Regions from separate parts of the Homo sapiens genome. Here region 1 is linked to region 2. The links are chromatin contacts, found by Hi-C or POLR2A ChIA-PET in ENCODE. All regions are on one chromosome and are shown on one strand. Each heading gives the region's core, a stretch centred on a gene start or an enhancer-like site at or near the end of the contact. The rest is flanking DNA. Distances are from core to core; before and after follow the strand shown. Region 1 overlaps MBNL2 (muscleblind like splicing regulator 2). Region 2 has its middle 64 kb from the start of LINC00456.

Region 1 (7,476 bases), core at 3,912-6,411, 120 kb after region 2:
TATCTCTCGTATATACAGTTGACTTTTTAAAAGTCGATCTTCACTAATAAGCAGAGAGAGTATTTAAAAACCAATAATTATCAATACTTCTGCATCCATCTCTCAAAATGTATATATTTTGGGGATGTTACTGGTTAGAACAGTAATTCCAGAGTGATTGGAGATATCACTTGACACTTGTCATCCTGTTCTCAAAGACCCTGGGGATTCATTTATTTCTGATTCTAGCAGTTCTCAATTGAACCCAGCCATAAGGACTTCTCTGAAGAAAATAGCCTTTCATGATGAGAAAGTACTTGAAGTATGCAAATAGATTGATGCCGTCACACCAGACACCTACCATAAGTAACCAGACAGCACTTCTCAAACTCTCATGTGCCTGCGAATCACCTGGGGATCTCATTAAAAATGTAGACTCTGATTCAGTAGGGCTGGGCTGAGGTCAAGATTCTACATTTGTAACAGGCTCCAGGTGATAAAGCTGATGTTCATCCAGGAGGCTCCAGAATACAATAGCTGCTTTGGAAGTGTCACTGCCACAATGTGAGTGGCAGCAGATCACTGGGTCTGGGATGGCTCCTTGGAGGATCTTCTGGCAGTCTGGAGACTGGGACCTACCTCCTCCACACAGCAGGTCTTTCCAGGCTGTTCAGCCTCAGAGTGAAGCTGAGGTTGAACTGATATATCCCACCAGCCTTGCACCAATGTGGCTGGGGCTGAAGGCATGAAGCCAGGGACTTCAGCAGCTGCAAGCAGTTCTGTGACTACACACAGCCTGTCTCTGGCTATCTCCCCATTCCCGAGACGTCTATCTTCTCAGTGGACACAGACTCTCACAAGTTCCCCAAGAGATTTGGTTACTGCCTCCAGGGAAGGCTGTTGTGTTTATCTGTCTGCTCCAGAGTTGTTTTTTTTTTTATTATCCTAAGGAATATATGCATTATAAACCGGCCTTAGATTCCTTTTCTTCTGGATGGTGGTCAGAACTGGAGCCCAGAAGTCTGATGTGCCTACTTGCATCCTCACATCCTTGGTGAATTAGGTCCAGGAGCTCTGACACATTCATTCCCTAAGATGTAGATAGCGCCATTCTCTCCTCCTCATCTCCAAAGAATGTGAAGGATAGAGAGGAAGGGTTATATGCCATTAACATCGCATTTATTTAAAAAATGCTAGTTTTAAAGTCTTGTAATAGAAACGAAGACATTATGAGAAGAGACAGCTGTCTAACGAAGTAGCTTAAGTGAAATGCCCAGGCCTGATTGTTGAGTCTCATACCTTGTTATAGGTCATCCATCTCGTGCCCCTGTCTGTCCTCCCTCCTTTCAGATGCCTTGTTTTCCTGTGTGTCCCACATGTGGCCCCCTCTTTCCTAGAACCAGGAGTCAAGCTAAACTGATTTAGAGGAAGTGTTCCCTACCCAGATGCTCATTTAGTCCACACACAGATGGCCGGTATTTTTATGCATTTTTAATTTACCAATAACCTTTTAGGAATGAAACAGAACTAACATTTATTGAATTTATTGAGCACTTACTATATGGAAAGTCCTCCTCTGCTGATAGCTTCCTGTATATCAACTCAGTTAAACCTTTTCATGAAGAAAATGAAGCTTAGAGAGACCAAGTTACTTGCCAAGGTTACAGAATAAGGGGTAAAACTCAAGATGGTAGGATGGAAACATGCAACCCTTGTCCACCAGTTCTTACTTGGGGATTGCAGCAAAAAGGGTTTGCTTTAGAAAAACTTCCCCGACAGTTGTAAGTACTGTTAGTGGAGCTCACTAAATAGTTAAATAGACATAAGCAATTACTGGCATACTGTGCAGGCATGAGTTCAGTTTTAGCCAGAAGTCCCTCCTCACAAAGGGACTTGGTATATTGCCAAGGATAGCTAGGGCATCATCTCCACTATTTGCTGTGATTATTTGTCGGCCTTTTTCTTACTCTTGACGCTATGTGTGTGTGTGTGTGTGTGTGTGTGTGTGTGTGTGTGTGCGCACGTACACTGAATGAACTTAAACAACTTGATGGATCTCAACATTTAGACACCTTAAATAGATACCATAGGTAAAAGCTCGTTATCAACTGTAAGACCTATTCCAAAGTGAAATGTTTGTGCTGTTGTGATTTTGTTGCTCTCTATGAGAATTCTTAGAGATCCCTTTTTTCTTTGACTTCCCTTCCTGTGCAGTGCCGTTTTCTTTGATGCTCTCGCTTCAGGCTCTTTTTCATATATATATATATATATATATATATATATATATATATATATATATATATCTTTTTATTATACTTTAAGTTCTAGGGTACATGTGCACAACATGCAGGTTTGTTACATATGTATACATGCGCCATGTTGGTGTGCTGCACCTATTAACTCGTCATTTACATTAGGTATATCTCCTAATGCTATCCCTCCCCCCTCCCCCCACCCCACAACAGGCCCCGCTGTGTGATGTTCCCCTTCCTGTGTCCAAGTGTTGAGCAGGCTCTCTTTTTCTAGTGCTCTGCCTGCTCCTGCGCTAGCCCATGGTCTCTTTTCTAATGTCCTGTTCTCTCTTCGAAGTCTGTACCTGGCACCCCTACTAAATGGCACACACAGACACCTCATATTTCTGGGGTTCTAGTCACACCTGAGTCTTAGCTGGTGGAAGGAACTATTTATTTTCCCCTTTAGGAAACCAATCATTTGAAGCCTCAAGTATCAGCCTCCTGGCAGCCACCACAAAGACCATCCCCTCAGGAAACAAAACAAGCTCTATCTCTAGAGTTTCCCTGTTTTTTTTTTTTTCTTTAAAGTTCCCTGGTGCAAGTAGGCTGCAATTAAGAGTCAGGATCAAAGGGACTGGCTGCCTCTGGGGCTGCTGGGACCAGCAGAGAGCTTTGGTCCTTTTAACTACTTACTTCCCACAATGCGTGCTACTCTAGCTGCTTCTTTGTTCTCCTGGGTACTCAAGTACCAGAATGGTGGTTTGCTGTGGGAAGACACATTAGAGTCAATGGAAGAACTTTTTCACATTACACAGGATTCTGACGGCCCCACCACACCACTCCTTGGAGATCTACCCAACTGACAAAAAATACAAATATAAGGTAGAAATTAGAAGGAAATCCCAAGTGGGAAGGCATCTGAGGGATTATTAGCACAATTCCTGTCTACCCTCTTCCCCAGCCCTGACAAGCTGTTTCCAGCTATTGTGTATCTTTCTTTATTGACCGGACAATCATGACCCTATGGCGCATACAAGCCATAACATTTTGTTAGAAAATTCTTCCTCATGCTGAAATGAAATGGGACTCTGTAACCTGCACTCTTCATCCTTGTTCAGGCCTTTGGAGTAACCCTAAGCAAATCAAGTGTCTCTTTAGGAGGCGAGCCCCTTCACGTACTTGAAGATGTCAGAATTCCTCTGACAGGACCAGTATGGCACCTCCCTAATTCATGATAGAATACCTTTATATATGCAACCCAAGACACTGAGCTTCTCTGGCAGTGTTGACCCATTGTAGACTCAAATTGAACCTTGAACCAGCTGTGATAAGAGAAAGAGGTGGGGCTCTTTAACTTCTCTCAGCTTGGTTCAGGCCTGAGCACAGTGCGGGGGCGGGGGGTAGTGAATAGATGAAGGTAAAGTGTGGCGGGACAGATGATCTTCCACAACTGCATGATGGGATGCTTTAAAATTGTTTTCAGTCCCAACCACAGGTAACAGCCCCCTCCAGAAATCCCTGGCAATGTGCGGGACACTGGCTTGCAAAATTACCCACAAGGACAATAGACTGATGGATCGAGATTTAAATAAACATACATGCAGAGATAGATTGAGGTATTTCTTCACATCAACCATTTGAATAACACACTCGGGCAGTGTTTAGAGATAAGGTACACGTTTTTGGTTTTCTTCCGTCATCGTCTATGTGTTTTGGTTCAACGAGCATTTTCGCAGTAGCGCTCAGTCCTCCCGAGTTTCTCTGCGGCTCTCAGCAGCTTAGAGACACACTTCGCCATCAGTAGGTGCCAAGGTCACTGGAGGAACTAATTAATCCCAGCTCCAGTCAACAGCAGGCTGCACTAACCTGCCCTCCTTCCTCGTAGAAGGAGAAACCAGGAAGGATTTTCTCCCTCAGTTCCGCCCAGGCCTTCTTAGGGACACGCAGAGCAAACAAAGGAAGGGTGAGGAGGGGTGTTGAACCATTTCTCTATGAGGTGACCACATTTTCATGTAGAGAAGGCCCAGAGCTTGATCTGAAGCTTTCAGACTTGAGTTGATATTTAACGTAGAGATCCCCAGGCCCCTACTCTATCACAAACTCTGTCTTTTTTTTTCCTCTGTACTAGTATTAGTTTTATTAATGCCCTATAAACCCAGCAAGCATGATTTGCCAGGCCAAAAATTTGCATTTTTAACAAAAATTGCCAGCTTTCTAGCTGACCACTCAAGAGCATGAGTTTTCCCCACTCGGTGAAATTTATGTTGTATAACGCAGACCTCATTCAATAATTGATCAGAAAATGTAACTGAGAGGAGTGATTATTTTTGGAAACATTGACGACCAATAACCCAAGATACAAAGTTAGAAAACATTGCCATTTAAAACCTTGTAGATACCGGAATTCTTGTGAGTCCCCTTATCCAGGTACATGTTAGGTCTTGAGTTAATTGCTCTGTGGCTGTGGATTTTTATTTGATGTTCTGATCTCTTCCTTCCAGTTTGATAAATTAGTGTAGAAAGTGGAAGAAAAACATGCCGGCGCAGCCTGTGCGCTTTGTCAGGTTAACAGAATGGAGTCCTGCTCTGGCATCAGTCAGTGCTGTTGTCCGAACCCTCTGTGGCTCCTTCCTCCCTCCCTGGGGCCCAGAGCTGCAGACGCTAGAGGGGCATCGGCCTGGGAGTGAGGTTCCCGCTACAGTTTGGAGAACCCAGCAAATCCTGGAGTTAGGTTTCTGACGCTCCCCATCTTGCTCCCTAGTTACAAACAGAAAAAAAAAAAAATCAAAACCATATGTTCAATACACTGTCAGCCTTCTAGTGAACATGTTACCGTTAAATAATAACCGTCAGCCTATCCGCAAATTTGACGGTGATGGGCGTTGGAGCTGACCTGCCCTGGCGGAGGCTGGGGAGGGTGGAGAAGGGCGATTGTGTTTGCTTCCTTGCTCAAAATGGCATGTCGCTGGAAGCCTTCCAGCTCCTAATGGTGGAGGCATAGCAAGGACTGCATTTACCGACTTATTTCCCTCTTTTTTTTCACGTATTCTTTCTTCCCCTCACATTTTCAGGACTGAAAATTAGAAACACTTTTCTCCTACACACAAAATTACTCCCTCACACACACTTTATTTTCCCCCTGCTTTGAAGTGACAGTTGCTGCAAGAAAAGGTTTCTCTCAGAAGAGCACAGGCTGTCCTGGCCAGAACGAAGGGGTTAATTTAAAATACAGCCAGCTAGGTAGTCCTAGGGGCATGCTTTCCCTTGGGGTTGGGGGTGGTATCTGAAAGGTTGGAGGGGGTGCTCCTGGGGCTCTGCTAATATTTTATTTCTTCATCTGGGTGTGAGATGTACAGATGTGTTCACTTTGTGAAAATCCAGTGGGCTGGATACAGGATATGTGGTCTTTTTTTTTTTTTTGTCTTTAATAAAGTTTTAAAAATGTAGCTGGCTACCTTGTACTTTGTATTATAAGATAAAGTTCGTGGGAAGGTAGTCCTATATTTTTATTCTTTTCCCACTTGGACCTCCGCTTTTTATTCATTTCTCTCTTCTGGAACCTTCTGGGCTTCCAGCAGTGGTCTCTGTTCCCGCCTATAATCAGAACCATGAAGGGTCATGACAGCCAGCTTATCATTCTACCCTGGACCAGACGGAAGTTAATGCTCCAAATTAGAAACTTGAAAGGAAATGATCAGTGCTAACTAATAATGATGCTGACAGTAATAATAACAGTTACTTTGTCATTATATACAAAACATCTCCTTGTTTCTCCCTATTTTTATTTTATTCAAATGCATGAAAGCTTTGCTTAAGAGACTTTTTTTTTTCTATTTGGCAATCAAGACAAATGGAAGGAAGGAAGAGTGTGGGGACAGCAGATGACAAAGCCCTTTGCCCTTTTCTGGCGGTGTAGCCCTAGATTAGCCTGTTAGTCTGTTTAAGTCAAGGGATTGCAGATCTCAAAAAATAAATAAGGATGGCTAAGGATGGCAGGAATGCAGTTTGTGGGTCATCAACACAGATTTGAATCCCGGGGTCCCGTAGGAAGCACGAGTTACCAAATTCATTGGACCTCTGGTTTCTTGTGCCCACCTCTCAGGATTTTTGTGAAGATTTGGTAAAACAATGGACCAGAATTGCCTTATGCATGGTGAGGGACCCTTTGTCAGTGGGAAGGAGCTGATGGCATTGTTAATTTAAGGACCTGCTCTGCCAGGGCAAATGTGTTCTCCTTAATGAAGCTTTCATTGGCTATAGAAAAGTTTGCAGGAAAAAGAAATGTATGAAAGATAGTGGATGAGGAGAAAATTATTTCTTAAGTCTTTCCCATTTCCTTTCCCCTCATGGAATTTATACTCTACCGTTACAGGTAAGATGTGTAAATAAATCACCATGGTGAAGGTATTATGCCACAAGGGAGGTATAAGATGCCTGTGAGATTAGTGCCATCCAAGTAAGGCAGTCAGGGAAGGCTTCCTGGAGGAGAAAACATCTGACATGGCCTTGAAGGATAGATAAAATCACATTGTGTGCACCTGAAAAGCACCCATGCAGGTTTTTCTGGAGCATGAAGTGCAGTCTAGGGTGTACTTGGCATGGACTAAATTGTGAATGACTTTGAATGCCACCCTATGTATTTCAAACTTTATTCAGAATGCAGCAGAGAGCCACCAAATATTTTTAAGCAGGTAAATGAGGGGTCAGACAATGCTTTAGAGAGATAATTCCGTGAGCAGAGTTTAGACCTGAGAATTGCAGACGCTCAGGCAGGTCATGAAGGCATGGGCTGGGATAGCAGCAATGAGAATGAGGTGCTGTGCTGAGGCCAGGAGCAACTTACGAAGAGCATGGGCAGGATTGACTGGGGCCAAGGGAAAGGGAGGGAGTCAAAGCCGACCTGGACACGATCAGCTTAGAAAACAGAAAAACCAGTGATGCCAATGGCATAAACACACAGGAGGATGGGGGAAGACAATAAAATTGGCTCTGATCATTAAGAGTTTGAAGTCGGAATGTCCTCTGAGAAGTATGGGTCTAGGCTTCTGTAGCGTGTGGAGCCCAATGTATATTTGGAATTCATCCACAGAAGACTGATGTTTGAAATCATAGAGGAATTGAGATAGCAAAGAAAACAAGTGCAATCTAGAAAATGGTAGACGACACAGGCTTGGGTAGATGACACAGGCTTGGGAAAGCCTTACATTGAAGGGAATTTCCTAGGCACACTTCCACTGGCACAAAAATCCAAAGTGAAGAGCAT
Region 2 (6,724 bases), core at 1,638-4,137:
TGATTTAGACCTTTGGTCTGACTTGAATGGCATCTCTTAAATACTGAGTTAATTAAAGAAAGGGCACAATCTACAGAAACCCATTCTATCAAGTTCTGCCTCAGAGAACGCCCGTTAGCCTGACATAGGATGTTTCCTTAGTGTTGTCGTTGCCTGTTGTTGGGCCCTCCAGACAAGCTCAGCGCCGTAGTCGCTCCATGTTCGAGCTCTGTTTTGTAAGCCATCTAGCATTTTGCTTCCAAGGGTGGAAGGCTGGAGTGGCAGAGGAGCTGAGAAATGTAATATCAGCCAGTGAGGAATGCAGACTGGAACCTGAACCGTCTTTGGTTTACATAGTCTTGGTTGAAATGATGTGGTCATTTATCTCGATGGATGTTTATCCTACTCAAGACAGTTTCTTCCTAAACCAGGGCAAGACTTTCCCCCTCCCCTCCTTTCTCCACTTCTCTTCTTCCATCCCCTCAGCATTGAATCCTTCCAGTGCCCAGGAATTCCTCCAGATCCTATACGTTCCAGAAACAGGCAACCTCCTGCTCATTCAAGGAATGCTGGAATTTAATACTGTCTGTGCCACCTTTTTTTTTGCCCTGAATGACTGAATGAGTGAATGAATGAATGAATCACATAGAAAACACCTTGTCGTTTCAACTTAATTCTGAAAATACATTCAAATGTATTTTTGTGCTTTTTGCTGAGTTTCTACCTGAAACAGATGCCCATCCTTTTCACACCATTGGCAGTTTCGTGTGATTTTATTTTTTCCCTTCCTCAGATTTCCTGGTTACTTTTTTTTTCAAAGCATGAAGCTGTAAAAAGAGTGTGGGATTTGGAACTGGGCTGCCTGCATATTAGTCCCAGACTTGCCCCCGACTCGCTGACAAACCCTGAGCACGCCACTCACCCTGTGAGCCTCAGTTTCCCCACCAGTGAACAGAGACCCAGCCAAGCTCCCGTGAGTTCTGTGAGGATGTACAAAAAAGAGCTTTGAAAAGGTGACATGCAGATGACTCTCTTTCTTTTCTTTTCTTTTCTCTTTCTTTCTTTCTCTCTCTCTCCCTCCCCACCTCCCTCCCTTCCTCCCTCTCTCTCTCTTTCTCGCTCTTTCTTTCTCTTTCTCTCTCTTTCTTTCTTTCTCTTTCTTTCTCCTTTCTTTCTTTTCCTCTACTGTGTCATCTCCATTTGCTTTCTCTAATGTTCTTCTCTTTTCTCTCCTGAAAACTGGCATTTTAAAAACTGTTGCTGTTGCAATGAGTACTTGCCTTTTAAAAATCTTCAAGTTGCTAAGCAGCGTCAGCCCCCCCTTCCCCTTTTGTGCAGCCTGGTTGCCATAGTATCATCTGAGCATGGTAACAAGAGGCAAAGAGCAATCATTTTTCACTAAATAGGGCTGGGCAGACAGATAAACATGCTGCAGTGTTTCCTTACAACCTGTCTCGAGGAAGGGGGGATGCTGCTCTGTAGTACACAACTCTGTTGCTTTCATCAGCCGCTACCTTGGTTTCCTGTTGGCTGAGAGCGGCTCTCCTCACCTGTAGCTCCTGGCATGTCATCCCACCCCTGGCACAGCACTTCCTAAAAAAGGCTTTTGAAGGGATGCTGCTGCTACTCCCTTATTTGTAGCTATTTAGGGCTAAATGCAGACTCAGATCCTTCTCAGATAGTTGCTAAACATAGAACATTGAGTGTGAATCAGTACTGTGACTAAAGTTTCTTGTGTCGTAGCAGGTTTGGAGAAGATAATTAATAAACGTCATCGGAGTGACATCAAAGGGTGTTCTTCAAAAAATGGAAGAGGTTAAGAGAGAGATGAAAATAAAGAACCTACTTGAAATCAAACATGTATTTGAGAAATTTAAATCCAGATTCCTGTTCTTCAGCTCACAAGGTCAGATACATGATTAGCAAGGTTATGAACTGAAGCACGGGGCAGAGTGGGAAGTTTTTCCCCTTGGTCCATGTAGGCAGGGAATGTCCACAGGTATGGGTTGACTCATTAAAATACTGAGACATTTCCCTCTGCATTGGTGCTGCTCTAGCGCACAGTGTCCTCTTAGTGCCCGGCCACCCTCACTCCAACCCCAGGACCCTAGGGGGTCCCCACAACCCACTGTCAAAGGGTTAAGGCTGGCACAGCATGGGGTTCTCCAGGAGCCTGCAATACCCCCACCCCAGCCCCTAGATCTGAGGCCAGCAACTGTTCTGGTGGGTCAGGGTCCCTGCCTTACTCCCTTGTTAAGTCTTAGGAATATCGGCTCCTAAAGCTACCCACATGTACGCCTAACCTTTTTCTAAATAAGTCCATTTTTCTTGTGGAAGCAAAATTTACTCTTCCAGATTAAGCCATCAGCGGAGTGTGCCGCCCTCTGCAGACACTCAGCCTTCTTTGGGAAGACATTCCCTTTGAACTTGGGTTGCAGGATTGAGATGAACAAGCACTGTCACCCCTACTCTCATGCTCGACTGCCCCAGGACAATGACACACAATTGCCAGGCAGCTGCTTAAAATGAGGAGCTCACTCCATGGCTTCAGGGGGCTGTGTGTGTCGATCCTCTGAGCTGATTTCCCTACATCTTAAACATGCATGGCTCAGAGGGACCTACAAAGAGGCCTTTTCAGGCAAGGGCAGGGCTATCCCCAGACTCCTTTAAACAACTTCTCCCTTAAAGCGGAACCAAGTTTCCCCTTCCATGAGTTTTCCAGGACCTTTCCTATTCTTGTGTTTAACAGTTTCTGCCCTTCTTCCTTCCTGCTGGAAGCCACGTTAGGGCTAATAAAATGTCTTGTCAGAGGAATCCTGGAACCCAGGAAGGGAGAGAAGAGATTCCGCAATCTGCACTGGCCAGGCAGGAGCCTCCGACATCAGAGACAGACGGCATCCATCCAGCGTCTCTCAGAAGGAACTGCAGCTGCCTCCCTCAGTTACCCCACCCAGGGTCTGCTGAGCCTTGCTCAAGGAAAGTGCTCTGTGATGTCTAAGGAATGCCTCGTGGAAGTCTGATTTGCTTTTGTCTAGACTTGGGAGGAAGCAGAGGTTAGCTGTCAGAGTGCCCTGTATATATGCCCTTCTGAATCCCAGCTTTCTCGACTCACCCACCTTATTCGTCTATTTGGACTCCCTGATCAAATGAGAAAAGTTTCCCTGTCCATGTGAGTGGTACCTACCACACCCTCCTTAGCATATTGACTGGTAGGTCCCTTGTCTATAGCCTTGTCTGACTGCATAACAAAGCTGTGTTTCCCAAAAAGAACTCCTTCCCCTTTTCCAGATTCTACAAACTTCCACGCTATCCCTAACTTGACTGTGCCTAGAAGGCCATTGGTCAGAGCTTCACAGGGCTTTGGCTGTTTTGCTGGCCAAGTTATTTTTGGATTCAGTCCCAGTGGTATGCTGATAAATGTTTTATAACTGACTGTCAGGGGTATTGAGGGGGGGGCAGCAAAAGAAGAAAAGCCCTGATTTGTGGCAACTGGCGATTTCTCTTTCCTTTCTTTCTTTCTGTCTGTGTTTCTTTCTTTCTTTCTTTCTTTCTTTCTTTCTTTCTTTCTTTCTTTCTTTCTTTCTTTCTTTCTTTCTTTGTCTTTCTGTCTTTATCTCTCTCTCTCTTTTTCTTTTTCTTTTTTTTGATGGAGTTTCTCTCTTGTTGCCCAGGCTGGAGTACAATGGCACAATCTCGGCTCACGACGACCTCCGCCTCCTGGGTTCAAGTGATTCTCCTGCCTCAGCCTCCTGAATAGCTGGGATTACAGGCATGCACCACCACGCCTGGCTGATTTTGTATTTTTTGTAGAGATGGGGTTTCTCCATGTTGGTCAGGCTGGTCTCAAACTTCCAACCTCAGGTGATCTGCCCTTCTTGGCCTCCCAAAGTGCCGGGATTACAAGTGTGAGCCACCGTGCCCGGCCACATCTGACAATTTCTATGGTGTAAAAACTCCCACCATGGTCAACAATAAACTACCAAACTGGAGTCAGTGAATGCCGGACTGTGGGGAGATGTGCCCAGTTGGTTCTTGTGAGCTGGTGCAAGCTGGCTCTAGCACACCACTGAAGTAAACCCTTCTTCACGGGAACGTGGCTGTCCATCTTTTTTCGTGTTTTCTTCCTGTACCTTGTTTCCAACTAACATCTGTCAGGTGTGCCAATTCTTTCAGCCAGTGGTTTCCAATCTGTTTTTGGACAAAAGTCTTAATGTTCATATAAATAAGTGAAGTACATAAATGCAACAGCAGCCTGGTTGGGAAATTGGGGAAGGTTCTGGGCCCTACACTTTCCTAGAACCAGGGAGAACACTAGGAATCACCACTTTAGGGTATTTTCCTCCACTCATTGATGACTTGAAACAATCCCGAATTCTGTGGCGTATATGACATAGCTCTTGACCCATGATTGTTGTGTTGAACTCTTTGGCATAGTTGAAATGAACAATCTTGTGGATTTACTTGGAACCATTTGTAACACCCATTGTTTTCGGCCAGGAGGGGTTCTCAGGAGCTTCATTAATCAACATAACAATGATGACCTTATATGCACTGCAGGACAGGCAGTTACAGTGGGAGCCCTTGCTCTACCAGGACACCTAATTTAAGTGTTTGTCTACAGCTCTGAATGTTCTCTGGCTTCAGCTGTCTACCAAAAACTGAGAGCTATGAGTCACACCACTTAGCTGGCTGCAGGTTTCCAGTCCTGCTTTTTTTCTCAGTCAATACCTTTCTCTCTCTCTTGTTTTCTCTCTCTGTGTTTGGTATTATTTCATGTTAATTCAGATAGCCCTAAAAGATTTTTTAGTATATTTCCCCTCCAACAGAGTGCTTCCATTTTTATTAATCTATATTAATGTATATGTAATATACATTACATATAATGTAAATCATAGTTTAATGGGAATGCACCATTTAATGCATTTCTTTCATTTTGATGGGAGAAATAGCCTTGGAATTTCCTGAGGCTTCAACAATCAAGTTATTAATAGAGAAATAAAGTAAAAATTATAAAGCAGGAAGGGGGCCTATAAAGAAAGACAGAAGACAGAGTTGCAGGAAGGTTTTCCCAGTCTATGAACCCTTGATATCTCTCTGACCCATCGCTGCTTTATGTAGGATCCAAAGATTCTTCTTGTCCCAGTTATTCAAGGCCATGTTCTTAACTCTGAGAGCAGTTGTTAACTGGGACATATCAATGTTTGGGACTGTCTTCAGGCTAAGTGTGAGTTAAGTGGCCTTTCCAGTCTCCCACGCTGTAGGGAGGTACTCACATGCAAAAGCTTAATAGGCTTTAACTTTATGCTAACAGTGTGAAGTGCTAATAGTTGGATTTCAGACATCAAACTGGTTTAGGGCATAGAATGAGGAAACAACTTCTCTAGATGGATGGCCCTTATCAGCGCCTCCAGAATCACACCTGTAGGTCATTGTTACTTCCATTTGCATGTGTGGCCAGCTGTGTTGGTCCGTCAGGAATGCAGAAGACCAATCTGCCCCACATCTCCATTGTTGCTGGACTTCTCCATTTATACATCCTAACGGGCTTCACACAGAACCTATCCAAAACAGAACCACACAAGTTCAAGTTGTATTCCATGCTCCACATCTCAATGAGCAGTTGTTACTCAAGGTTACCCAGACCACAGGTTAGTGAGTCCCATTTGGACTCCTCTCTACCTGCTCTCCATTCAGTTGTCAAGTTCTATCAACTTCTTTTTCAATTTCCTTTCACATTTCTCTTTCTTTCTAGCTCCAATACTATTGCTCTAATTCAGGCTACTTTAATTTTTTCCTAGTCTGGAAGAATGTTTTATTCATAGGACATTTTCAATAACTATCAGTTAAATGGCTGGACGACTATAGAAGCTTCCTTTTAACTGGCAATCCTGCCTCCCAGACAATTGTGCTATATGCCTTTCATTTATACCCCATGCTTTAATGAAAGTTCTAGAACATAAAGTGGATCATGTCGCTCTTGGAGGTAGTAGCACTGCACACACCATACACCCCATCTTGCTTGTCTTACCCAACATGGTCTCACCTGCTCTTCAATCTGTCCTTCCAAGCACTTACGTAGCATCTGCTGCCTCCACAGGATCTACTGGACTTTGTTCCTCAGTGTTCATCCCACGCCCCAGCCTTACCAAATTCCTGTTTCAATCTGACCCATTTCTGGGAGTTATTTTAGTATCACATCTTTACCTCCACTCGGGATATTGTTTTTCACTTAGGCCTTGTGCCAGATTATCTCTTTCCCCCTTTCTGTGTTCTGGATCACAGGGGCTTCGAAGCCTGGGAACTACATTTCCCAGAAGCCTCCTTCAATTCTGTGAATAGGAAGATCTTAAGTGAAATTCAGAGGTAGAAGAGAAGGAGACAGAAGTATTGTTCCTGTGGCAGCAACAGTCAGGTTTAGGGACTTTTGCAGATGGCCTGCGTGAGATTTGACCATGACTTCCAAGAGTCCTTTTGTAAATCACCTATAGGGCTGTTGCAGGCATCTGAGATCTTGATTAAAGTTTCCTGCAATTCCTGAACTTCCTGATTTCCTAAATTCTTTTTTAATATTTTTACTTTTTAATTATTAATTGACAAATTATAGTTGTAAGTTTTCTTAAATTCTAAAAGCAGCTCTTACTGACCTTTGTTCCCTTAGCCTCCCAAAGGTCTTGTGAACCTTAAACTCCCTGCATCAAATCTTTTCTGCTGGAAATATCTGCAGTGGTTTCTCCTTTCTCAACCA

Evidence for each region. Hi-C counts contacts between places; a loop is a spot of excess contacts on that map. ChIA-PET counts read pairs that join two places held with the same protein, here RNA polymerase II (POLR2A). Pooled maps may share reads with other maps.
Region 1: a loop to region 2 is called in a map of CD8-positive, alpha-beta T cell, with 2.0 times the contacts of the local background. The contact joins two enhancer-like sites. A Hi-C loop is called at or near these places in 42 of 168 maps with a recorded cell type or tissue (A673, CD4-positive, alpha-beta T cell, CD4-positive, alpha-beta memory T cell and 30 more), 33 of 37 single-sample maps with no recorded cell type and 37 of 50 pooled maps. POLR2A ChIA-PET finds 5 or more read pairs at or near these places in 25 of 52 experiments (AG04450, BJ, CD4-positive, alpha-beta T cell and 21 more).

The regions. Positions count from the first base shown.
Region 1 is chr13:97,230,895-97,238,370 of GRCh38, forward strand. The region is part of intron 1 of MBNL2 (muscleblind like splicing regulator 2); the gene reads left to right. It overlaps LOC107984573 (a long non-coding RNA gene), which reads right to left. Exons shown (of 2, transcript XR_001749968.1): 2 at 4,517-4,970. Among named protein-coding and RNA genes, the nearest start is that of MBNL2, 12 kb to the left of the region's middle. Within about 2 kb of position 5,162, at least 9 of the 41 ENCODE cell types and tissues checked have a DNase peak (open chromatin) inside an H3K27ac peak, as active enhancers do; they include endothelial cell of umbilical vein, sigmoid colon and transverse colon, where a contact is called at or near this core.
Region 2 is chr13:97,112,349-97,119,072 of GRCh38, forward strand. No RefSeq gene overlaps it. Among named protein-coding and RNA genes, the nearest start is that of LINC00456, 64 kb to the right of the region's middle. Within about 2 kb of position 2,888, at least 14 of the 41 ENCODE cell types and tissues checked have a DNase peak (open chromatin) inside an H3K27ac peak, as active enhancers do; they include endothelial cell of umbilical vein, sigmoid colon and transverse colon, where a contact is called at or near this core.